3 separate regions of the Homo sapiens genome follow, and all the other regions are linked to region 1. Evidence: chromatin loops called from intact Hi-C (ENCODE). Cell type or tissue: ascending aorta. All regions are shown on one strand.

Region 1 (8,000 bases):
TATTTCCATCACCCCACAAAGTTCCCTCATGCTCTCTGTATTGCTTTCATAAAAGAAAATGAAATCTCCAATTTTAGATAAAGGAAAAGATTTCTGTACAACACCAGTGTCCAGAAATAGGGGACTTATCAAGTAAAATGAGGTATATCCAGAAAATGGATTAGTATGAAGTCATTAAAAATAGGAAGAGAGCTTAATGGCACGTGAAAAGGGTCACAGCCTACCACCAAGTGCAGAAAGCAGCCCATGTGTAAAGTGTATGAACCCATCTCTGTATGTAAAATAATTTATGTATGTGCACAGAAATATCTTTCGGAAAGAAACATCAAAAAAGTAATAATGATCTTCTCTCTGAGTGGTGGGATTAAAAGTGATTTTTTTTTCCTTTTGTTTATATATGTTCTCTACAGTATACATGTACTAATTGTATAGCAGGGGAAAATCAAAGTTTTCTTTAAAAGGAAGGAGTGTATTTGCCTAATAGGGGTCTCCCAAAGCTGGCAGCAACACCACAGAGGGAACACAGGGCTTCTGGCTCCCAACAAAGTACACCTTCTACCATATCAGAAATAACCAAAACTATGGTTCATGGAGGGCCCTGGCAGGAACCATGAAACCTGCTGAAATTATAGCAGGAAATTCATAGCTTTCCTCAGGTTGTCGAAATGGCCTTGAAACACACACACGTGCACACACACACAAGTATGTATGTGGGCTGGGGGAGCAGTGCACCCCAATACTCTTCACCATGGTTTCCTAATAATCTGCTTTAAAACCATATAGCACACAACCAAAACACATTTGCTTCCCCCCACTCAGAGAGCCACAAGAGTGGAAGACAAGGGGAGGACCGCTGAGCTCAGCTCCCACCTGCACTAAGAAGCACATTGCGGGCCGTTGGATGCCAAGCCACGATGCCGACTCTCTTTGAGTGGCCTTCCAAAATCACCACAGGTTCAGTCAGGGAAAGGGTGAGTCCATTTTCTGGGATCTGCCATACCTGTTGGACAAGGAAGAAAGATGATCCACATGAAAGCTATTGCCTTTCATTATCACATTTACAGTGACCATCCACTATAAAGATTTGCTCTATGTAAACAGAACATAGAGTGATATCTGGATGAAAGGCAGAATGTTGTGAAATGACCGTGTTAGGCGGTTTTTTTTTTGTTTGTTTTTTTGTTTTTTGTTTTTCGTTTTTGAGACGGAGTCTCACACTGTTACCCAAACTGGAGTGCAGTGGCGCGATCTCGGCTCACTGCAACCTCCATCTCCCAGGTTGAAGCAATTCTCCTGCCTCAGACTCCCAAGTATCGGCTGTTTTTAAAATGTAATATGTTATCGGAGATCAGGATACCAACAAGGACTACAAAACATTTCCTCTCAGCTTTTATTTAATATTATTTGGGATTTTATTCTAAATTCCTTGTTAAGTTCAAAACTCTCCAGTTAGAAGCATGCAAAAAATTGAAAGAAAACTACAAAATGATTGAAACACTCAAGAAAAGGAATGGGAATGAAGACACTTAGCTAAGTCTGTGGTTCTTGATGGGATGACATAGTTTTTAAAACATATTTTCTATAATTTTACACTTGGAAAACAAAAATACACTTAATATTTTTATAACATGTATTATAGAAAATATTACAAAAGAAAAAAATGAATTAGACCTCATCAAAATTAAAAGCTTTTGTGCTTCAAAGGACACTATGAAGAAAGTGAAAAAACAACCTGCAGAATGGGAGAAAATAACTTACAAATCATACATTTGATAAGAGACCCATAGCCTGAATATAGAAAGAACTCTTAGAATTCAACCAAAGGACAAATAACCCAATTGAAAAATAGGCCAGTCATCTAAATAGACATTTCAAGGAAGACATATAAATGGCGAAAAAGCACATGAAAAGATGTTTGGCATTATTAGTAATTACAGAAATGCAAATCAAAACCACAAGCTCTCTCTTCATGCCCATTAGGATGGCTAGAATCAAAAAGACAGATAACAAGTGTTCACAAGCATGTGAAAAAATCAGAGCCTGCACACATGGCTGGTGAAAATGTAAAATGGTATAGCCACCATTTGGTGGCAGACCTTGGAAAACAGCCTGGCAGTTCCTTAAATGATTAAACAGAGTTATCATATGATCCGGTAATTCCACTCCTAGGGATATACCCAAGAGGATGGAAACTATGTGTCTATGCAAAAACTTGTACAAGAATGTTCATAGAAGCATTATTTGTAATAGCCCAAAGGTGGAAACAACCCAAATATCCATCTATCGATAAATGGCTGAACAAAATGCGACATATTCATACACTGGAATATTATTTGGCCATAAAAAAGAATGAAGTACTGATACATGCTACAACATGAGCAAACTCTAAAAACATTATGCAAAGTGAAAGAAGCCAGACATAGAAGACCGCATATTGCAGGATTCCATGTATGTGAAATGTCCAGAATAGGCAAATCCGTAAAGACAGAAAGTAGAATAGTGGTTGCTTAGTGTTGGGGAGAGTGGAGGGAGGCAGGTGGAGGGGTGATAGCTAAAGGATTTGGGTTTCTATATGAGGTGATGAAAATTTTCTATAATTGTCTGTGGTGATGGTTGTGAATATTCTAAAACTCAGTGAATTGTACATTTTAAATGAGTGAATTCTATGTGAATTATATCTCAATAAAACTTGTTATTTAAGAAAATCCTCTTGACTAGTGAAGACATGCAGAAGACTCACCACATCTTAATTGGGGACATGCCTGGGCACAGGGGGAGAAAGGGACAGGGAAAGTATGAGTGGAAGGAATGAAAGACTTTATGTTTAACAATGAACAACAAAGGTTTCAAAAGGTTAAGAAACAAACAACCTCTAAGAAAAGGGCTGAGTTACAGGTAAGCTGAGTAGCATCAAGAACCCTACCGAAGACCAGATATTAAATAATATTTAAGTTTATGAAAAAGCTAAAGTTTAAAATCATTATCTTCTACATGAAGATTAAAACAAGTAAATTTACCATCAGAAAATGATTTTGAGGAACTAGCTCATGAAAAATTTAAGAACTTGTCAATGAAAAATCATGTTCAACACTAGAACACGTGAGAAAAAGAATTTTCCTTTGTGGGAACTTTAAAGAAGGAGACAAACAATTGTCTGTTTTCAATTGCTTAGTGGAAGGCAGAGATCTAGACTGGATGAGTGTTTAGGGTTCAGCTCAGTTCTACTGTCCTGCAAAAAATGAGAACAAAAAGTTTGCCATTCTGAAGAGTGGGAAAAAGTCATGAGTTGAGTGATTTGTTCATTTTTACAGCTAAATTCTGCCCAGGCTAAATATAACCCCTTATGCAAATCATAACAAAAATAAACCTGCATTTTGAGGGCCCAAGCTTAGAACATCACCTAATTTCCCCAGAGCCAAATTTTAAGCAAGGCAGGTGTGAACAAGCATAGAAGGAAAAGGAAGACCTACCCTGCCCTCTCCCTCCCTCTGCGGAAGAGACCTTGACCCAGGCCTCTTTCCCCTGCGGAGAACATGGGCATCTGCTCTCCTCCATTACTGCATGTTAGCTTTCATCCTGACATGCACTATTTTTATTCAAGAATTTATGATTAGTGAAACAACTCCACATTGAACTTGACTATCTGAATATAAAGCAGGACTGACATTTTGAACAGAACAAACAGAAAACAGTGACTACTAATTTGATCAAAGCATGAAGTCGACAGAAAAACAATTATGAAATGGGACTTCAGTGACTCAACAGGAAAAGCATTTTGCAAGATGCACTGTGACCCCACTTAGAACTGACAGAGTGGTAATACCACCTTCAATCTCCAGATGGCACCCCAACCATGGCCTGCTGGGTTTCCTTGCAAGGACTGAAAACGCCTCTGTGTCTCACTCTGAGCACAGCTAGTGCATTTTCCAAATCACTAATGAGACGTGGAGTGATGGGAGACTTTGTTTATAATCAGCATTTCCAACCTTAAAATATGAGGGCAGAAGCAGAGCTCATAATGGGGACTTAACCTTTTCCTTTCTCTAGCTTCTCCCCATCATCTTTTCCTGGATTAAAAGAAAATTTTAATGATGAAGCAACATTTATTAATTTTTAAAATAAGGAAACTCTGTGTGTTCCTTCTTTACCTCACCTCCAGCTGGTTTAACGGTTCCCTCAGCTGGGTTTATTCACATAAGACAAGCACCTAAGCCATTTTACTACCTTGGTTAACTCTTTCTTGTAACACATTTATTGAGTTACAATAAATTGTATTGTAACCCATCTAGTACTGGGTAACTAAATACAGGCCCTGCTCTTGAGAAGTTGATGGTCTAACAGAAAGCAGAGACTTCTATCAGACTGAAAATCAAAGACAACAAATCCAAGTGGTGTGATACAGACAGTTAGAGAGTGAGCACCAGAGTCAGGCAGAGTCTGGTTCAAATCCTGCCTGGGCCACTACCTGTGATGATCCTGGCAAACATCACTGCATAGAGAAAACATTAGTACCTATGCCTGCGAGGTGTGCTAAGAGAATTAAGGAATTAATTAACCCTCAGCACAGAGCCAGACACACACATAGTGCCTCCAGAATGCAGAGACAGTACACAGCAGGGCTGAGATTATGGGCTCTGGCCAGACTGATGTGACTGAATTCCTGATTCAGTCACATAGTGGTGTGACCTTGAGGACATTCACCTAACCTTTCCAGGACTTAATATTGAACCTGCCTTCTGTGAGGCGGTTTGAAGACTAACATGGTAACATGAAACTGACACATTTAGAAGAATGCCTGGCATAAGGCAGACACTGAGTGTTAGTTGGTATTATTGCACAGTGCAACCAATGCTATGCTGGCATAAGCCGACCGCACTACTACGAAATTAGCTTCCTGCTAACCAAGCTTGGTCCACCCAGGAGGGCTCCCTGAGGAGGTGACCTCTAAGGATGAACAAGACTTAGGTGAAAGTAGAGCAGAATATGAGGAGAAATTGAATATCCAGTCTCAAAATAAAACACGCAGATGTGTAGAGCAATTTTCTAAAAAGTGCATGCAGCATTTAAACAATGCCATAAAGAAGCTGGCTCAGGAGCTGCTAGGGAAAAAGCACCAGAGTGAAAAAGCTAATACTATAAGCACAAGGACTGCAATGCGAGAAGAAAGTGAGTGAAAAAGTCTCTGAAATGAAATAAGAAGACAACAGAATTCTTGTGTCCACTGGTAAAGAGGGGGTGGTGTTCTCTACGGTGGACTGTGGAAAGAGCTTGGGGGTTGGGGGCGGTCTGTAGGTCTTTCCACACTCAGCATACACATGCTCTGGCTGGCACCCAAAGGCCATGCTCACAGGCCTGTCATTATGTGGCTCTCTGCCCTCTTCAGGGTTGTCTGCTACTCTGGGTGATGGCCTGCTCGGTTTGGACTGATGTTCCTGCAGCTCAGGGACAACAACAAACAGAAGCACCACTTGGTACATGTTTGGTCCTCTTGTGTGTAATATGGGATGCTGGCCTGGGTGTCAGAAGACACAGGCTCCTGTCAGAGCTGGGACACTAATTGGTCATGTTAGCATTAAGAAGGGATTTCACTTCTGGGAGCCTGAATTTCCTTAATACTGGGGACAGCTGTGCTTACTCAGGGGTTATTAGAAGGGTTAAATGAGCTCAAACATTTTGCATGCCCCAAAGCACCACCCTAATAGGAAATACTGCAACTAGGGAGAAGAGCATGGGGCTTTCTTTGGAGCTAGACAGATCTGGGTCTGGCTGAGCCTTTTATCAGCTGTGTGACCCTTAACAAAACTGCCACTCTCTGAGCCTGTTTCCTAAGTTGTAAAATAGGCCACACTCATGGCTTACTGTGCGGATACAATAACTAAATATTATCATGCACATAAAGGCTTAGAATAGCGCGTGGCAAAAAAAAAAAAGAGCCTACCATATTTTCATGATGACTTTTTTTGCTGTTAATATGACCACTATGACGCCATATATATTTCTAGGTCTGAACATCAGAATTTCTTAGAATGAGTCTTGTCTTCAAATTAATTCAGCACTGTACCCAATTAATTAATACTAACTAATTTACACCCAAGATATCATTATGTGTGAAAGCTCTGGTTTATACCTAGGCCAATTACCACAGTAAGGACAGATCTGATCTCTGTGCAGGCTTGTTAGCTTTTCTTTGTTCTATGGCTACAGACTGGTACTGTAATACCAACCAGCTTTCTCAAAACTGTATGCAGTGAGTGCAGAGGAAAACAGACACAAAACACCCAGAGTAGGCATCTCAGTGCAGCAGAGAGTACAAGTTATCCCTACTTCCTCTTTTTTATTTTATTTTCTTAATTTAAATAATGCTGTGTGTTCCTAACATTTTCTGTTTGGACAACACATTACTATGGCAATGTTTTGTTTTGAAAGGACAAAAATGAAATCAGAGGAGCTGTGGTGGCTCAGGCCTGTTGTCCTGGTGCATAAGGAAGTGAGGCTCGGCGTTCAAGGCCAGCCTGTGCAACATAGAAACCTCTCATCTATATAACCAAAAAAATGACATTCAGTTCCAAGGGCTCCTACATGAAAAAGTGAATCCATCAGTAAAATCCCATTGTGGTTCTGGAAAAAAACAACTTTAAGCACATGTTCAGAACTACTGTACCATGGGCATCCTTTTCACATGTGAAAGCCTGGATATGGAAAAAGGACAACTCAAGAGAACAATCCCAACAAGAAAAAAGGAAAACTAAGACACTTGGGTTTCTCTCACGTGCTAATTTTAAAGTACAATTAGTTAAATAGTTTTATTTTTCAAATACTGCTTTCCAGACACTGCTTCCCTATTTTAGTCACCCATCATCAACTTGCTACTGGGCTAGGACTAGAGTTACAGCCATAAAAAGGGTTACACCCCCAAAAGACCCTATTTTTCCATTCCTAAGGAAACCAATTCCAAATGGGAAATGAAGAAAATACATGAGACAGGAGAAAGCTTAAAGATGTGGTAGCAGCTGCAGACCAGTACAGCGTCCTACAGACGCCCACAAAGGCCTGCATGTAGGGCATCAGGGCATTCCCAAATGAACCATGACGTGCAGAGTGGCACCGAGTTCGGGAAAACCAAGAACCGAGTGTTGGGTTCCGATCTGCCAGGGTTATAATATCCTCTGGCAAATGGCCCAGATGCAATCTGTACAAAATGGAATTAAGACGAAGCCCTCCCTGCTGAATGCCTGAGAGGAACCAAAACATCACTTCCATTTTTATTTCAGGGCAAAAACTATATTAGAAAGCATTAAAGCTCTTTTAAAAATTGTCTAGCAGGTTTTCCAGTCTTTGTCAAATGCCTTCCCACCCGCCAAAAAAAACTATATTAGGAAAATTTATAATGGAAGCAAAAATGGATTAGATAGGGTATTTTTGTTGATTTCTACAGAAGAATAAACTGATTTGAGAGAAGGGAGAAGCGTCCTTTAAACTTAAAAATTTGGACTATTCTATAGCTGGAGACAATTAAGACTATCATTTTGCAATATCTTTCCAACTCCCAGACTCTGGAAGGAACAATTATGCAATCCCATTGTCCAAATTAGCCATTTTTTGCATTTGTGTTTGATTACTACCCTGCAGATAAGGAACAATGTTGAATCAACATCATTCACTAAACTTAAGTTGACTGCTCTTTGTATTATTTAAAGCACTATTATTTTCTTGGAGCTAATATTTCCCCCAAGTAAAATACTTAGGTAGCCACAATCTTAAAACTCTCTTTGAGAAGATACTGCTGAAGAAAAGAACTCACAGAGCCAAAACTCTGCAAAGCTAGGAGTGAAGTGTAGTTTCTGGGAGTACAATTTACACAACTGCTGTGTGATAGTATAAAATGCTGTTTCACAAAGTAGTACATGAAAGGTAAACTGTGTCAATATAATTTAATTTTAGGCTGTGTAAAGAAGCCACGTCTAAAAAATGGGGGAATGTATCTTAAGATTGGTGTTCCC
Region 2 (8,000 bases), 120 kb after region 1:
CCTGGTGGGTAACTTTTTTTTTTTGGTACACAAAGGACCACCCACAGGTGGGCCTGTTCTTGCTTACTGACAAAATTAGAAAGAAAACAGACTAGTTCCAGGAGGAACTATCATTTCTTCCTGTGGTCCTTTCTTTGGTGTAACTTGTCCAGGTTTTCTAGCAAAGAACTGAGCATGTAATAGATGCTCAATAAAGACTGGCCATGTCAATGACGATGATGATGACGATGTATCAGACTGTTTTGGCAAGGGCTGAGGAAGCAGTTTCCTTTTATATAAACTCAGTCATCAGGAATTTATAAAGAAAAAGTTTATTTTCATCACAAGAAGCACACACACTATATACAATACACACCAACAGAAGTAAAAAAAAAGTGCATTCTGCATCTTCTACTGCAAATTCACAGTACAAAAGATACTGCCTTTAAATATATTATTTAAAAAAACAAGAAGAAAAACAATAAAAAAAATCATCGATATCTTAACGCAATTCACGGGAACCCACTGGCAGCTTCTGGAAAACCAAACAACTCATGGTGTGGAGCTCCTGATTGGGGAAGGGACAGGGATTGGTCTGTACCTACATTTTGTTGCAAAAGAGCTCAGGACACTAACAGAGAGGAAAACTAGGGTGGTCTAGGTGGTAATAAAATCTCTATGAAAGAAGAGTATGATTGTGTGACTGGGGAATGGGCAGGTGCTGGACTCTGGTGCAGAGGCTGCCTGGCCTGCGCCACCCCACGGCTGGCTAGCAGACCAAGCTACGTTCTTTCATTGGCTCCTATGGGACACAGCATGGGCCAATGCCTGCCTGGCCTGCAGGAACCGCCAGTGTTGTTTCTAGCAAGGCTCCTTGGAATAGATGTGAACACACAATGTAAAACTGCATAGCAGGATAAACACGTATGGAGTAGGACAAGCTCACAACCCAATGCTGACCACTACTGACAAGACCAAGTATCCAATCATAACAGATGAGACTTTAACAGTTTTGCATAAATACATAGTATTTGTAAACTATTATTAAGGCACTCAATTGTAAAACAATAATTACAGTGTAGGAAAAGAGGGAGGAAGCAGCTATCTTCTCATGCAGCAAGGCCGACAGGAAGGACAGTGGAGGACTGGTGATCTGCTTATCGGGACTCCTGTCTGAGACAGTGACTGAAGCCGGGGCCCCAGCACCTATGGCCAAACAAGAAGACGGCAGTCTCTCCAGAACCACCCAGGGCGGCACTGGTCACAGTTTCATTCCAGATCGTTAAGGTGATTTGCTCTGTGGCTCAGGTGACACAGTGTGTCTGGATGCACATGATCACTTGACTCGGTTTCTATACTCAAATATACAGATGCAGAGTGAACTCAAACACACAGGCATTCCACTGCAGAGCAGATGATAACAAAACAAGTGGCTGGGGACAGGGGTCATTCAACAACCTTCATTTGGTTTGCAATGTCTGCAGGAATCTGGGTAGTGGGACCAAGACAAGTGAGCCTGCTCTGTGCTAGCCAGGTGTCACCAAGTTTCTGATCTACCCAGCTCTCTTGCCAGAGGTGAAGGGGGTCCCCTCGCTGAGTTGCGTGTTTAGAGGAGCCCTGCTAGGTGGCCAGCCAATGAGAAGAGTTTTGGGCAAAATGTATTCTGGCACCAACAATTTCCCACCAATGGAAGGCAACTCCCTCTCCAGATGCCTCAGGTGAGATGACTTAATAGGATCTTGACTAAATTATGTAGCATTTGTTCCCACTAGAGAGAAAAGGTCCCCAGGAGAGTGGTAGGGAAATTCATCAACCTTCTAGAATGGACTGCCCTCAGATAAGAGTGCATTAGTCCAGGGCCGTGCTGAGGGTCTGTTCTGTTCAAGCTCAGCTCCACACTGCTGCAAACTCTGGACTTCTCCAGGGGAAAAGGGCTTTAGATTACTGGAATGCTCTTTAGCTGAAGAGGACAGGGTGGAGCAGAATGGGCTTGGACAGTACAGCTGTCTGTGTGCACCTGGTGAGCAATCTGTATGCTTAAGCAACAGGGTGCCAAGGAGAAGGGCTTGCCACCCAGCAGAGAGCTATTCAACAGCCCAGAGGTTGGCTGGGGTCCCTGCATGGAGAGCAAGGAAGCAGGGAATGTAAAGAGAAATAAACTCTGCTCTTAGGAAATACATGCAACCAGGGACCTTGCTAGAAGGCTCGGAAGTAGCCGTAAGACAAAGAAATGGAAATCGGCATTGTCAATTACCATCCGAGAGCAGCCCCGGTTCTCCTCTTCCCGTGACCACTATCCCCCTTATACTTAGCAAGACTTAAAGAGAAGACTTTCCTGTATCAATGCAAGGTGAAGATGTAGAAAAGTTCAGTCTAACTTTTGGCATGCCACATGAATTAATGTGAGGCAGAAGATAAGATTCAGCTGTTTTTTATAAAGAGTATCAAGCTGATTTAGAAAATGTTCCTTTTGTCCCAATTCAACAAATGCATTCAATGAAAATGATAGTCATAAAAAACCAGTGACTTGCACAGCACAGACCCCTGCCTCCTCTGCCTGCCTCTTTCCTGTGCCACTTATGTTTGGAATTTTCCCCATCAGCTAAGGTTGCATACAAAGCAAGGGCCAAGCTATGGCATATGTTACAGTGCAAACTTCCTTTTCACAGACAGCATGAATTCGTCTTTGCCCAGGTGTCCCGACACCTGACAGAATGCTCATCTTGTTCATACAGCATTTTATTTTTTTGAGACGGAGTTTCACTCCCAGTTTCATTGCACCCAGGCTGGAGTGCAGTGGCGCGATCTCGGCTCATTGCAACCTCCGCCACCCAGGTTCAAGCGATTCTCCTGCCTCAGCCTCCTAAGTAGCTAGGATTACAGGCACGCACTACCACACCCAGCTAAGTTTTTGTATTTTTAGTAGAGACGGGGTTTCACCATGTTGGCCAGGCTGGTCTAGAACTCCTGACCTCAGATGATCCGCCTGCCTCGGCCTCCCAAAGTGCTAGGATTACAGGCGTGAGCCACCGCGCCCGGCCCCATCATACAGCATTTTAAATAGCCATGTGCCATCTGTTTACATGCAACTGATCTGGGTTTCCAAAAATAAACCTTACCCTTTTCTCCAGGCCAGGCTATTAAGCATCAAGTCCAGAATGCTTCACTCTGCTCTGTGGACGGGACCAGCGCTCTCGTCTGGATGTTGATATGCTAGCTGTGCTTCCAAAAATGAATGGGTAAGTTTGCCAGAAGCCAAAGACCAACTTGTACTCTCCAGATTCCACACCCCACCCCCCAACTCTTTAGATAAGAAAAATTATGGCTTTCAAAATTAAAGTTTTCAAAAATATATCATTCTCATACATAGACGTGGTTAAAAAACCAACAAAAGCCTGTCATCACTAAATTTAAAAGATTATTTTGACACAAAAATTGATCTACCACATGAAATTTGATTTGGCAAAACATACCGAACTTGATATTTTTTGAGGCTATGCTTTTGTTGGCTGAGGGAAAGGGGGAACAACCCACAGGGGTTTAGGAATAAGTGGATAATCACCTTTTAAGGTGATTTTAATTGACACTAGTGGGAAAACAGCTCCCTATAAAGTAATGTATGTATTTTTAAAAATCACTCCAAGGAGACAAAGTCCTGGAGGGAGGATTTTTGCAAAAACTGTGCTCACTAGGTAAAATATGAACTAGCCTTGTTCCTGCAGATCCCTCCTGGGGTGCTTTCTAGAATAGCTTTGGGGAACACAGTTCTGGCCAATGTTAAGATGATGGCTCACTCACTCACTTTCAGAATTCAGCTGGTCCTTGAAGGCTTTCTGGTTTCACTGAGTTAATCTGGCGGACCCAGCTGAGGGCAAGATGGAATTGTGGAAGAGCTTCAGCCAACTGTGTTCACCTGCCTTCCCCCATGTACGCAACCTACTCCATCCTGCACAGGTGAGGCTAGTGCGGGGCTGGCAAAGCTTGTGGTCGGGAGGAGGGAAGGGTCTGGCCTTAGGTGTCAGAGAGGCAGAGGGCTTCACATTTACCCAGTTTCTTCCTACAGGGCCATGAGCAGCCCTGTGTGGCAAATCAAACCAGGGGTCAGCAACTTTTTCTACAAAGGGCCTGACAGTAAGTACCTCAGGCTTTGTGGGCCACATGAATTCTGTCACATATTATTTCTTTTTTTTACAACTCCTTAAAAAGGTAAAAGCCATCGCTTGAGCCAGGGAGGTTGATGCTGCAGTGAGTCATGATTGCACTACTGTACTCCAGCCTAGGTGACAGAGCCAGGCCCTGTCTTAAAGAGGAAAAACCATTCCTAGCTCACGGGGCCACATGCCATAGTTTGCTGACCCCTGAATTCAACCTTTCTGCTTTTCTGCAAGCTGCCTCTCTCTCGAAATGTTTTGACATCTAGCTTGCTGACACCTTTGATTCAAGCCTGGCGCAGCGGGACTGGCTGAGCTCACCTGAGTCTTAAAGGGGCCGCCCACAGAGCCAGGCAGCGACTACAGATCCCTCTTATACTCCCTCACTGCTGCTGGGAAGAGCTGGAGGGAAACAGGAAGCAGTAATCTCACTGCAGGAAGGGGCAACTGTAGACATCCGGGAAGCATCCCGACAGTCCCGTTCCTTTCGGGGAAGCCGCTGAAATCTCCTTTCCCTTCCCTAGATGGGCCCTAGTGGACCTAAGCATCTGGGCTCTCAGCAGGACGATGTGTCTCAGAACCACCACCTGAGCCAGACACTTGAGCAATTTCAAACCTAAACACAATCATGTGTTTCAGCAGCAGACACTCAACAATGCAGGTGGGCCCTTCCCCTTGAGATTTAAACTTCAGCATTAGCAACAACTGAGAACAACCCATACATTTTCCCCACCGGACCCCTGTGCTGGTCAAACACGTAACAACACAACCAGGACAGGGCGCCTGCACCACCATTCGGGCACAGAGTCAGCTCAACAACAGCGTGGGACTACTCATCTGATGACTTTACTCAGCAGTGCTTGGGGCTGTCGGGTTAAAAGTCTTGACACGTCTGGGGTCCCAACCAAAACACAAAACGAAAAATTCTTTTTTTGGAAAAACGCTTTCAGACAGAGCATTATTCCCTGGAACAAGCCTTGGTCATTCGTGTGTTTTAAAAATAAAAAGCGCAGCGAGAACAGAGGTAGGACTTAATGTTGCCATCCGAGAGTTTTCTGCGAGGCCAAGAATGAGCTAGAACGTGTGCCGCGGTGAGGCTGCCACCACCAGGACTCTTCTGCAGGATGCGAAGGGAACAGTCTGGATGTGTGCGCCTATGTGTGCACGTTCTTCCTAAAACATGGTTCTTCTTGAAGACACGGTGGGAGCGGAGTTTTGTGTCTCCTGGCCGGCGGCTCCTGGTTCTCCCAGGCCACACGACTGACAGCTCCCCTTCTTGTGCTGCATGTTGGTTAGTTTCTTCTCCTCCTCTCTATGGCAAGAGTAGGGGAAAAGTTAGGATGACTTCACTCGTTTAAGGGAAATCAAGATGTAAGGGGTCGATCCAAATCCACAGTGAAAGTGAGGGAGGGATCATATGAAAATATCCGCCCAGCCTGACGCAGCAAAAGGCGGGTCAGCTTTTGCTCATCCACGAAGGGCTCTTTAAGTTTTCTGGGGCGGGTTTCCCTGATGGTTTGGAGGTTGCAGCTGGGTCCCTCGGGGTTCCCTGGGGCTCATGCAAGAAGGAAGATTCACTCAAAGTGGTGTCCTGGGAGTCAGCGACGGTGGACGGGTCAGCCTCACTGGACAGGTCTTCCGTTGAGAAGGTGAGACTCCCCAGCTTGGCAAGAGAGTGTGAGCGCTTCAGTGGGGAAGAGACGGTGAGGCCCGCCAGCCGGAGCCGGGTCTCAATCTCCTGTGTCCGCTGCTTCACCAGCCCGGGCTTCCCACGGACACTGTGGATGCTATCGCTGCTGGAGCTCCGGGTCAGGTTGGAGCTCATGGAAGAGGAGGTGGGGGTGTAGCAGATGGTCTTCAGAAAGTCTTTTGAGAAACTACTGGTGTGGTCCAGGCGGTAGAAGAAAGGAGGGGGGCTCTTCAGTGAGCCTCCTTCCAATGAAGCGGGGGCGGCCTCTGACTTCTCATCACTCCCGGCCTGGCTGGGCATAACCAGGGGGCCCAGCTCGTGGAGCGCGGCTGGATCCTGGCTCTCCTCGGGGATGCTGGCCTCCAGCCTGCTGGCAGGGCCATCCCTGGAGGGAGGTGCTGGGTCTGCAGGCACGCTCTTCAGCCGCTCTAGCTCTTTGGTGTGCTTGCGGACCAAGCCTGCCTTCTGCAGCTGAATGATGGACTCCTGGTGCTGCATCAGGTAGCTGTTGGTTGTCGGCTTCTCAGATTCATTACTGAACAGAAGCCTCAGGTCCTTGGCTGGCTTCATATCTTTCTTGGGTGACGATTCTTCCTTTATTACCACTTCTGTGCTGGGAGGGTTCTTATCACAGTGAGAATTCTTCAAAAGGAGGGACTTTGGCAGGACTTTTGGGGTCTCTCTGGAAGGTTCCAAAAGGCTGGCTGGTGGCTCTAGGGCAGCTCCAGCCCCAGGGCCACTGGTGTCTGCCCTCCTGGAGCCTGCTGGTGGTAGGAACGGGGGAGGTTCGGTTGGGCCAGAGGCTGGCTTCTCCGGAACACGGGACCTGCTGGCCAAGTGGGCCACAGGGGAGGACGTGATGTGGGGTAGGAAGGCTGGCTGGGTGCAGATGGCGGGAGCATTGGGGTCCTCACATCGCTCCCTGGAGGCCTCAGGAGCCCCGCTGGCTGTAGGGTACATGCAGTCGGCACAGGATTTATAGGAAGGCTTCACTTTGTTAAGGATCCCAAATATAGCATCATCCTGCAAGGAAGGGGACAAGAGCATGGTGAGACGGTGCAGTCATGAGCCAAAGACCAAAAACATGAGGGTGGGCAGGGAAAGGGGTGCGAGGCCGGACTGGGGGCCAGGCCTGGAGGGGAGGCTCTCATTTCACTTAATACTGACAGACAGACCTCCTGGAGCCCACTTGATCGAGAATAACCACTGGCCTGAGGTGGATTTTATACCCCAATAGAAAACAAGTTTACATTGTTTCCTAAGGAAACCCTCCTGCCTTTTGGTCAGTGAGGATCTAAGTGAACGTGACACATGCCTCTGTGTCCCCACCCTTCACTTCCTTACAGGCCAACTGACAGGTACCCAGTGGTCCTGGGAATGGACTAGAAAGCTGTGTGAAGAGTCCCAGGGGAGAGAGGGACAAGTTCTAAGTCTCCGCGGAGGGAAGGCTTCCCAGAGGAACTGACACTTCAGCTGAGGCTTCTGGGACAAGCAGGTGTTGACCAGCCAGAGAGAGCAGCATGCAGGTCCAGAAGCAAAGCAGGAAGGAGGAGGGCACCCCCCTACCCCACCCCGCCTGCACAGGACTGTAGGCTGGAGGGCAGGACAAGGCAGGAGGGCAACAGGGCTCTGTCTCTCTCTCTTTCAAACAGATAAGAGACAAGGTCCTACTATGTTGCCCAGGCTGGTCTCGAACTCCTGGGCTCAAGTGTTCCTCCTGCCTCGGCCTCCCAAAGTGCTAGGATTACAGGTGTGAGCGACTACACCCCGCCAGCTCTGTCTCTCAACACCTCCTTATGTCCTTGCCCCATCCTCTGAGCCACTGTGATCCCAGCATCCCAACTTCCCCTCTTACCCCAGCAGCCTGCCTGTAGACCACAGCCAGAGGGGGCTCATCACCCACCTGCTTAAAGGCCCCGCCATGGCTTCCAGTTTTTTTTTTTTTTTAAATGAAGTTTCGCTCTTGTTGCCCAGGGTGGAGTGCAATTGCGTGATCTTGTCTCACTGCAACCTCTGCCTCCCAGGTTCAAGCAATTCTCCTGCCTCAGCCTCCTGAGTAGCTGGGATTACAGGCATGCACCACCACAGCCAGCTAATTTAATATTTTTAGTAGAGATGTGGTTTCACCATGTTGGTCAGACTGGTCTCAAACTCCTGACCTCAGATGATCTGCCCGCCTC
Region 3 (8,000 bases), 140 kb after region 1:
TGTGGCTTTGACCCAGAGGGAGATAAAGCAGAAGAGGGTGATTGTCTTGACAGCATCTCAAAGGGTTCTTTCTGTTCTTAATAAGGCAGAGCTGTTTCGCAGGGGAATAAAATGAGCACCAGAGACAGGTGAAACCGCTGACGGGCTCAGGGGCAGTGGGGCTGGCCATGACCTCCAACGTGCTGTCCTGTTTCATGCGACAGTAACTCAGGGAGGGAAGAAGGGCCGTATTCTTAGGGAGACAGTCCCAAAGAAGCTCTAAGCCCGTGTCCGTGCATGTCATCCCCTAGCCCTCTTTGGCTCAGTGACTTCCTAGGGGTGGGGCCCCTGAGTGTCCACTTGGTATCTGGGGCTTGCCTGGAATCAGAGCTGATGATGACAACTGGGGTCAAGTGTCACAATCAAAGATAGGTGGGAGAGACTAAGCTCAATAGGGACTCTACCTGGAGAGGACCAACCACTTTTCTCCTTTGGTGCTTGGAGTCCTGCGACTAAAAGCAAAGGTCCATCCCACATCAAGTCCACTCCCACCAGCCAACTCCTGCGTCTGGAGTCCCGTTAGGATCCCCCCTCCCACCAGCCGACTTCTGCATCTGCAGTCTCGTTCATTCCCACTCTCCCAGCCTCAGCAGGTTGGTTTCATCCTCAGCCCCGCCTCTCTGTCCACTTACTTCGCTTTGTTTATAAAATGATACGCTTCATTCCAGTGGGCGAGGAGGTCTGTGGTCTCTTCATCGTAGACTCGGATGTTATGATATGCAAATAAGCCAGGAAAAAAATTATCGATTTCTCTGGTAACATTTAAAATGTAATCAACCCTGCAATGAGAAAAAAATAAGAAACAAATTTGGACAATCTGAATGAGAAAGAAAAGCAAGGTAATAAAAACTGGCAGAGAAAAGAAAAGGAAACACACATTAACCAAGGGTCATATGTTCGTGGCGGGACTTTGGTTTTTCCTTAATAGCTATGTTTTTTGGTATTTTCTAAATGCCCTCTCAATGGTGAAAATGTGTTATATTTATACTAAGAAACCAAATTATTGTAAAGACCTTATAAAAAGAAAGCTCAGTTTAAAGCATTCTGGAAAATTAAATATACGTATTACTTAAATTTATAACTATTCATGACTATTATGAATATACAGAGGCTTAAAAAAATCCCAGTGTCTTCACTCTTAAAGAGCTAAAAAGCAGACTATATCCATCCATTATCTATATCCTTGGGAACTGCCTTAAATCTTTTTTTGGAAAAAGGCAAGATAGACAAATAAGTATTTGACAGGGTCTGCTAACCCAGGTTCTGTAGTTCTCTCAACTTAATCAATACTTTTACTTCTGGAAGAAAATAATGTCAGGAGTTAGAAAACATCTCAAATAGGTTTCATAATATTTAGACATGCTTAAAAAAATACCTAAGAAAATCATTAATTTATTCCCAGCAAGACGAAAGCACAGAAGAGTATGGCCTTACGTTTTAAGAATACTTTCTGTTGAAAGAATGCATCTTAACCGGTAGTTCTAAAGATGTATTTTAAGATTTGTTTAGTCTTGATTTTTAAACGTGGTAATTCTAGAATGTCATCATGTCAGGCCCACAGAACGGTGATTTTGTGGCTGTGTTGTTTTAAAAAAAAAAAAAAAAAAAGTCCAGACATCTGTTCTTGAAGGTCTAGATTGAAACATTTTTCATCCCTGCTGAGTGTTTGTCAGACTACGACAGGCATATGCTTCTGGCCAACACTGAGCGTAAAGTTGCAAGATTCCCACCAGGCCCCAAAGCATTAGCTCAGATAGAGCCCAAAGTGGCCCAGGGATCAGGGTTGCTGACTAACGCAACAGCCAGCAGACCTCTGCGTCCACACTAGGGTTTGCAGCAACTGTGCGGGGCAGGGAAGCGGGGTGGGGGTGAGGCAGCACAGAGCCTAATCAATATCCAGGCGGTCCTACAGCAATTAGAGTGTAATTTTAAGTTTTCCTCAATCCACACGATCACGCGAGACTTCGGCACAATCTAAACTCCATGAATTATTCAGGGCGTGGTGTTTGGAAGCACATCTGTTTAGCTATGCACATCAACCCCTGGCAGCCACTTCAGAGACCAGGGTGCAGGCAATTACAGGCAGGCAGCCCCAAGGTCTCCCCCTCCATGGCAGAGTGGAGGGTTTCTAAGCTGCCTGGAAGGACAGGGAAAGACAAGGGGAGGAGACTCACCCTGAGCCCTGCAGTTCCTCCAGATTGGATGCATTCCATTCAGAGCCCTGGGAGACAGATCACACAAGCTCCTGTGAGTGTCACATGTCAGCCTCAGAGCTGCTCAGGGGATGCATGGTTTGCCCTAGCTCTGGCGGTGAGGTCTTATTTCATGGCCCCATTGGCCTCAGAGAACAGAGAGAACCAGCGGCTGATATTCAAGGAGATTCCTGAGTGAGTACTCAGAGCATGAGAGGAAGGGAGGGAGGGACGGAGGGAGGGAAGGGTCCCGGCCCTCACTGGCCCCTTGGCCTTAGGGAAACAGCAAGTCCAGGAAAACCTGCTCTCCGTCTCCCCACTTCCTTTCCTAAGAGTCCAGTGGGGGGGGGTCCTGTAAGCAGAGGCAATGACCTGCGACCTCCCACCCAGGGAAGGGCACGTTCACAAGCCACTAATTAAAGCAGGAATCGTTCTACCTTCTGGGAAGTATTTTGGCAATACTGAAAAAGTTCCCACCCTCTGACCCAGTAATTCCACTTACAAAAAGCTATCCTGAGGAAATAATCAGAACTCACACAGTGATTTAGGTAGGAGGATATTTATAATTATTTGTAATAAACCAGTGGAAACCACCCAAACGTCCAAAGGGAAAAAATGAGTAAAATAAATGAGGCTGGATCTTCATGATGGAGTCTTTAAAACAAATAAATTTTGCAGAATATTTAATGACACAGGCAAATACCATGTAAGGAAAAAAAATTTTAAGAGAGGAGGATACAGGACTATATAAACATAAACAGTATGATCCTTTCTTTCTTTGTGCGTTTTCAAAGAAGCTATATATGCATTTTAAAAACCCAAAAAAACAGAAGATGGGAAAATAAATATGCCAAAATGTTAACAGGGACTACCTCTGGATTTGCGAGATCGGGAATGCTTTTTTCTTCTTTAGATTTATTTCTATTTTCAGACTTTCTGCAACATGTTTTAATTTAGTACTTTTAAAAAATGGTATCATTGAAAAACCTTCCACTCCCAAGCATTCAAAGGACATGGAACGGGGGAAAAAAAAAAAGAAAAGAAAAAATGATCACTTTCCTCTTAGGAAATGCAAACAACATAGTATCATAAAGAGCAAAAGAATCCACCTTTGTCTTCCTTGAAACTTCCTTTCCCAAGTTCCCAAGAGGGCAGACCCCTCAGGACCAGGGGTGGCAGGGCCCTGAGCAAGCTGGCAATGTGCGACACTAGCTGAATTTTCATATTTGAGGGAGAGGCCCAAACATAAAAATTCCTTTAGTATCTCTCATGGAAAAAGTGACATAAAGCACTGAACCACACTAAAAACATAACGCGAGTGCCGCTGAAGCTGAGACTGTCCTCTTGCTGTGACTGCCACCTAGTGGAGAAAGAAGGAAGGTGCCTTCTGTTCCCTTCTCACCAGGGAAATCAACAGACTTCCAGGGAGATCAGTGCCCAGGACTGCCCACACTTTCAAATCCACACATGTACATACATTTTAATCAATCACTATGAAATCTATATAGATTTGTATACAGAAATGTATTAAAAAATATACATATCTACTTATCTACATAGATATCATGACATATACATAACTCTTAATTACTTCCTACAGAAAACAAAGTCTTTCTTGTCTCTAGTAGTAAATTTACTTCCTTAGCTTTCCCAGGAAGCACTTTCTCCTCTAACAATGGTTACCATTAGTTAGCACCTGCAAAAACTGTACTCGGTGCTTTAAATATGTATTTTTAATTTTATTTTATTAAAAAAAATATTTTTTAGAGACAAGGTCTCACTATGTTGCCCAGGCTGGCTTCCAACTCCTAGGCTAAAGCTATCCTCCCCCTCAGCCTCCTGAGTAGCTGGGACTACAGGCATAAGCCACTGTGCCCAGTTTGTATTTCATTTAATCCTCATAGTCATCCCTTGGGGTATAGGATGAAGAAAAAAAGAGGAAAAGTGACTTCTTCCAAGTCACATAGCCGCTGAGGCTGAGGAGTGGGAATCCCGGCCCTGGTGGGCCCTGATTTTCATTACACCACTAGGCCTCTCTAATTTTAGTAACGTGCCTTCCTCTATAGCCTCTCTGACTTTGACAACTTGCCAGTTGCCTTCTATGGATATTCACAGCATTAAAACAATCTGAGCTAGCCGTGGAGGTGCACAGAAATCAGTACAACCCACCCAGAGCTACAGGACCCGGGTGAGGGCTTCCAGCGGCCCTGGAGCCGTGCATGGAAAAGCTGTCTGGACAAGCTCAGCGGGAGCTCCGTGTCAGCTGTGTGATCTCTCCTCCCTGTTGTTTCTCATGTCTCAGGATGCCTAGGCATAATTCTGGGGTTTGGTGAGGACACTTCCTTTAGTAACTGGGGTTTTTTAGCCCACAAACCACTTGGAAGTAACTGGATGGGGCCTATGTGTTAGTGGCTGAAGAAGACAAAGGGTTTGCAAGAGTCTGAAACACATGCCAGTTGACTACGCCAAATAGCTCCCAAACAACTCCCCGCAGCTCAGCTGGAAGCCACGTCTCAAACAGCTGGCTCAAGAGCAGATCAGCAGGCTGCAGGCCAGAGAAGGGGCCAAAGAGGGGAGCTCCTGCCAGCCAGGATGGAGGCTCTGGCAACTCAAGTTTTTTGCCTGCTTTTTCTCCCGGACTTGCTACAAACTCTTAAACAACCAGGGTCTGATTTATGTCCCCCAAACCAGATACTGCCAGGGCCATGCCTCTTACGAGATAAAGATGATCGAAGATAAGGGAGGGCTTGTCCATCTGTCCCAAGATAAGTAGCATCTCATTGTCTATAAATTCCTTGAGTTCCTTCAAGTTACAATTCATCTGTTTCTCTAATTCATTACGAATCTGTGGAGTAGAAAATATTAGGAAAAGTGATTTGTTAAAGAAAACAATCGTCCACCTCAAAAGAATTAAAGTTACAATGGAAACTGTGCCTATTTCCAAAAAAGGTGGGTGTTTTTTCTCTTTCAGAGTAATACATTTAGATACACGCAACATACATGCGTGGGTGGCAGGAATGCAGGTTATTCAGCTTAGAAGTAAACCCAACTGGGTAAAGTTTATTATTTCAAATAAGGAATTTGATTTCCATGAGATCTCTTCTACCAAGTTTAAACTTACTTTTACTTTTATAATTAAATGTCAAATACATCAAATAATCTAAAATCAGTTCTATCTTTCTTGGAAAGATATCACAATATGATTTTTAAAAAATGTATTCATTAATTAAAAGACAGGGCTGGATGGAGTGGCTCATGCCTGTAATCCCGGCACTCTGGGAGGCCTTGGTGGGAGGATTGCTTGAGGCCAGGAGTTCAAGACCAGCCTGGTCAACACAGGAAGACCAAGTCTCTTAAAAAAAAAAAAAAGATTATAAATGAACTTTTAAAATGTCAATTTTAACTTCTTAGATCCATCCAGTTGAATCTCTCATTGTAATTCATTGCATGCTTTGAATAAAAAGCAATGGAAAAAAAAGTGATCCAGGAAAAAACATGAAAAGGTAAAAAGGTAGAGAGAAATTATTCTAGAATTTGATACTTGCAGGTCAAGCTGTCATCCTGTGGAGAAATAAGTCTGCTGTCTCTTCCATAAAACCCAAGGTAATAGGGAGCAGAAGAGAGAACAAGGGGGTGTTATTAAAACAGATCAATGCTTCTCGGTGCAGTCTGTGGATCTCATGGACTTCTCCCCAAAGGCCATATAGGTGAGGCTCACAAAGGTCAAGAAATTCACTCAATGTCTCATAGCCGATAAGCGGCAGATCTGGACTCAAACTGGAGTCTGACTCCGAGGCCTGATACAATTGTAGAACGAGGCAGAAAAAAGCCTCCGGGGGCTGATACCAGAGGACAGGTAAAGACAACCAGATGTTGGGCCTGCTTTTGCTGCACTTTCGGGAGCAGGACACATGGAGGCTGCATGACCTCTGACCTGCAATGAAGGGAGGAGTTGTCTTACCTCTTTGGAAGTCACATTTTCTAGATCCTGGCTCATCATGATGCTTCGGAGCTTGGCTTTGATGAGGCGCTCGGTCCTTTCCCCTTCAGTGGGCCTGGAAAGAAATGACGTTTAGGAGAGCAAGGAGCTGTAGAAAGCTTGTGGTCGGAGGTTACAGGAATGCCAGATGCTCCTGGGTCTAAACAGAACACGGCTTGGCAAGGAGAGCACGCTTCTTGGTGTGCATGTTCTCAGGCAGCAGGGAGAGGTGCACAGAAAACCCGCTGCAGCTCTAGAACTCCCACGGGAGTCAACAGAGCAGGGAGCAGGTCAAGCGGGGAGAGGACAGTGTGGAAACTCCTTGCTCAGACGCTCTTAGGGCAGGATGCTGGGATGCCCAGCGCAACATCCCCAGGCCCCTGGGCCCTTGAGTCTCTGCTCGAACACGTGTGGGCATGAGGACCTCACTGTCTGAGGCAGCCCGGCCCAGCTGCAGCAGATCCCATTATCCCCTTTTTCCTCAGAATCAAAATCTGGGTATTTCCCTGCTCTGGTTTTAACTCTAGGGGACACACAGACCAGGATAATCCTTCTTCCCCATGAGGAATCTTCAAATATTCAAAGGCAACTACCCTTCCTCCGTGATTTCAAGGCCCTCTCCTAATGTGGCTTCCCATCCCTCAGGTCTCTGCCCTCTGAACACACTGTGGTTTATCCATAGTCTTCCCAAAATGCAGTGTCCTGGAGGAACACCACACTGTGGGAGCAGGGTCCTGACCCCGAGGGGAGGGGCGACCAGCATTCTCCCTAACTAGACTTCAGCGAGTGTGGCCTCTCCATGTCAGCGCTGTCGTAGGTCACACGACACAGGTCATGTGGTTCACCATGGCTGCTGCTAAGGCAGGCTGCCCTCACCAGTTGTGTTTTTGGATCCAAGGAAGCAGAGGACACATTCCTAACTCTCCTCAGAGCAGAGCGGGAGGCTCTGAGAATTAAGTCTCTGGTAATCTGAAGAGAAAAGGCCAGACCACAGAGCTCTGGAAGGAGTTGGGGACACAAAGGGCCACACATTCCTTTGAGAGTCTGATGGGAGTTACGGACCCCGTCCCCAGAAATGCATTCACCAAATTCATCAGTAATTTTTTTTTTTTTTTTCTTTTTTTTGCATGGGACAGGGGCCTGTGTCACAGACCCCTGCTTTAAACGCTGGTTCTGAGAAAGCTAGGGTTCTCACTCAAGGGACTCCAGGGGAGGTGTGGCCCAATGCAGGTTCAGGGTCGGGCACAGGGCAGGTGGGGGAGAGGCAGGTGCCTGTGGGCTTGGGTGCGCTCACACCAGAGGCACCTCACTTACTTGTCCACAAATAGCGCGGGGGAGTCGGGCCGCGTAGACTCCAGGTCCTGCATGGCGTTCCACTCGTTGATGCAGCTCTGCTCGGAGCTGATGCAGCTCTCATAGTAGGTAGCCCAGATGAGAGCTACACCCCCGGGGAAGTAGTTGTGCCTCCGGGCCACTTCGCAGGCCTTGTGAAGCACCTGCAGGGCAGACCTGGGGCGAGGAGAAGACAGGGTCAGGCCTGGGAAGGCACAAGAGATGCAGGGTTTTCTCCTCTGACAAAGGGGTTCAAATACGGGAAGGGAAGGGCAATGATTGATTGGTTGATTATTTCTTTTTGGGACAGAGTCTCGCTCTGTCACTCCCAGGCTAGAGTGCAGTGGCACGTTCTCGGCCCAATGCAATCTCCGCCTCCTGGGTTCAAGCAATTCTCCTGCATCAGCCTCCCGAGCAGCTGGGACCACAGGCGCCCACCACCACGCCCAGCTAATTTT

Evidence for each region. Hi-C counts contacts between places; a loop is a spot of excess contacts. Peaks named below come from ENCODE experiments on the same cell type or tissue, not always from the same donor. Only the 100,000 strongest peaks of a DNase experiment are listed, where the experiment ranks them.
Region 2: a loop joins it to region 1, with 2.8 times the contacts of the local background. A loop is called at or near these places in 13 of 110 quality-filtered maps.
Region 3: a loop joins it to region 1, with 9 times the contacts of the local background. A loop is called at or near these places in 109 of 110 quality-filtered maps.

The regions. Positions count from the first base shown.
Region 1 is chr12:108,661,159-108,669,158 of GRCh38, forward strand. CORO1C (coronin 1C) reads right to left here. Exons shown (of 11, transcript NM_014325.4): 4 at 871-1,000. It also overlaps the pseudogene RNU7-169P. Among named protein-coding and RNA genes, the nearest start is that of MIR4496, 29 kb to the left of the region's middle. RefSeq lists an enhancer at 3,545-3,614. In ascending aorta, a CTCF peak has its summit at 3,828 (motif pointing right); DNase peaks (open chromatin) are centred at 3,843 and 5,345; H3K4me3 peaks cover 1,035 bases; H3K27ac peaks cover 7,185 bases.
Region 2 is chr12:108,782,402-108,790,401 of GRCh38, forward strand. SSH1 (slingshot protein phosphatase 1) reads right to left here. Exons shown (of 15, transcript NM_018984.4): 15 at 1-6,843. The coding sequence ends at 5,587. Among named protein-coding and RNA genes, the nearest start is that of MIR619, 51 kb to the right of the region's middle. In ascending aorta, no CTCF peak of the experiment used is centred here; a DNase peak (open chromatin) is centred at 3,087; H3K27ac peaks cover 6,216 bases.
Region 3 is chr12:108,800,109-108,808,108 of GRCh38, forward strand. It overlaps SSH1 (slingshot protein phosphatase 1), which reads right to left. Exons shown (of 15, transcript NM_018984.4): 8 at 7,525-7,719; 9 at 6,193-6,286; 10 at 4,948-5,076; 11 at 2,214-2,260; 12 at 672-818. It overlaps LOC101929204 (a long non-coding RNA gene), which reads left to right and starts at 2,022. Exons shown (of 4, transcript XR_945329.3): 1 at 2,022-2,426. RefSeq lists enhancers at 1,488-2,441, 5,486-6,685. In ascending aorta, a CTCF peak has its summit at 3,591 (motif pointing left); DNase peaks (open chromatin) are centred at 1,823, 2,390, 3,563 and 4,763; H3K27ac peaks cover 7,413 bases.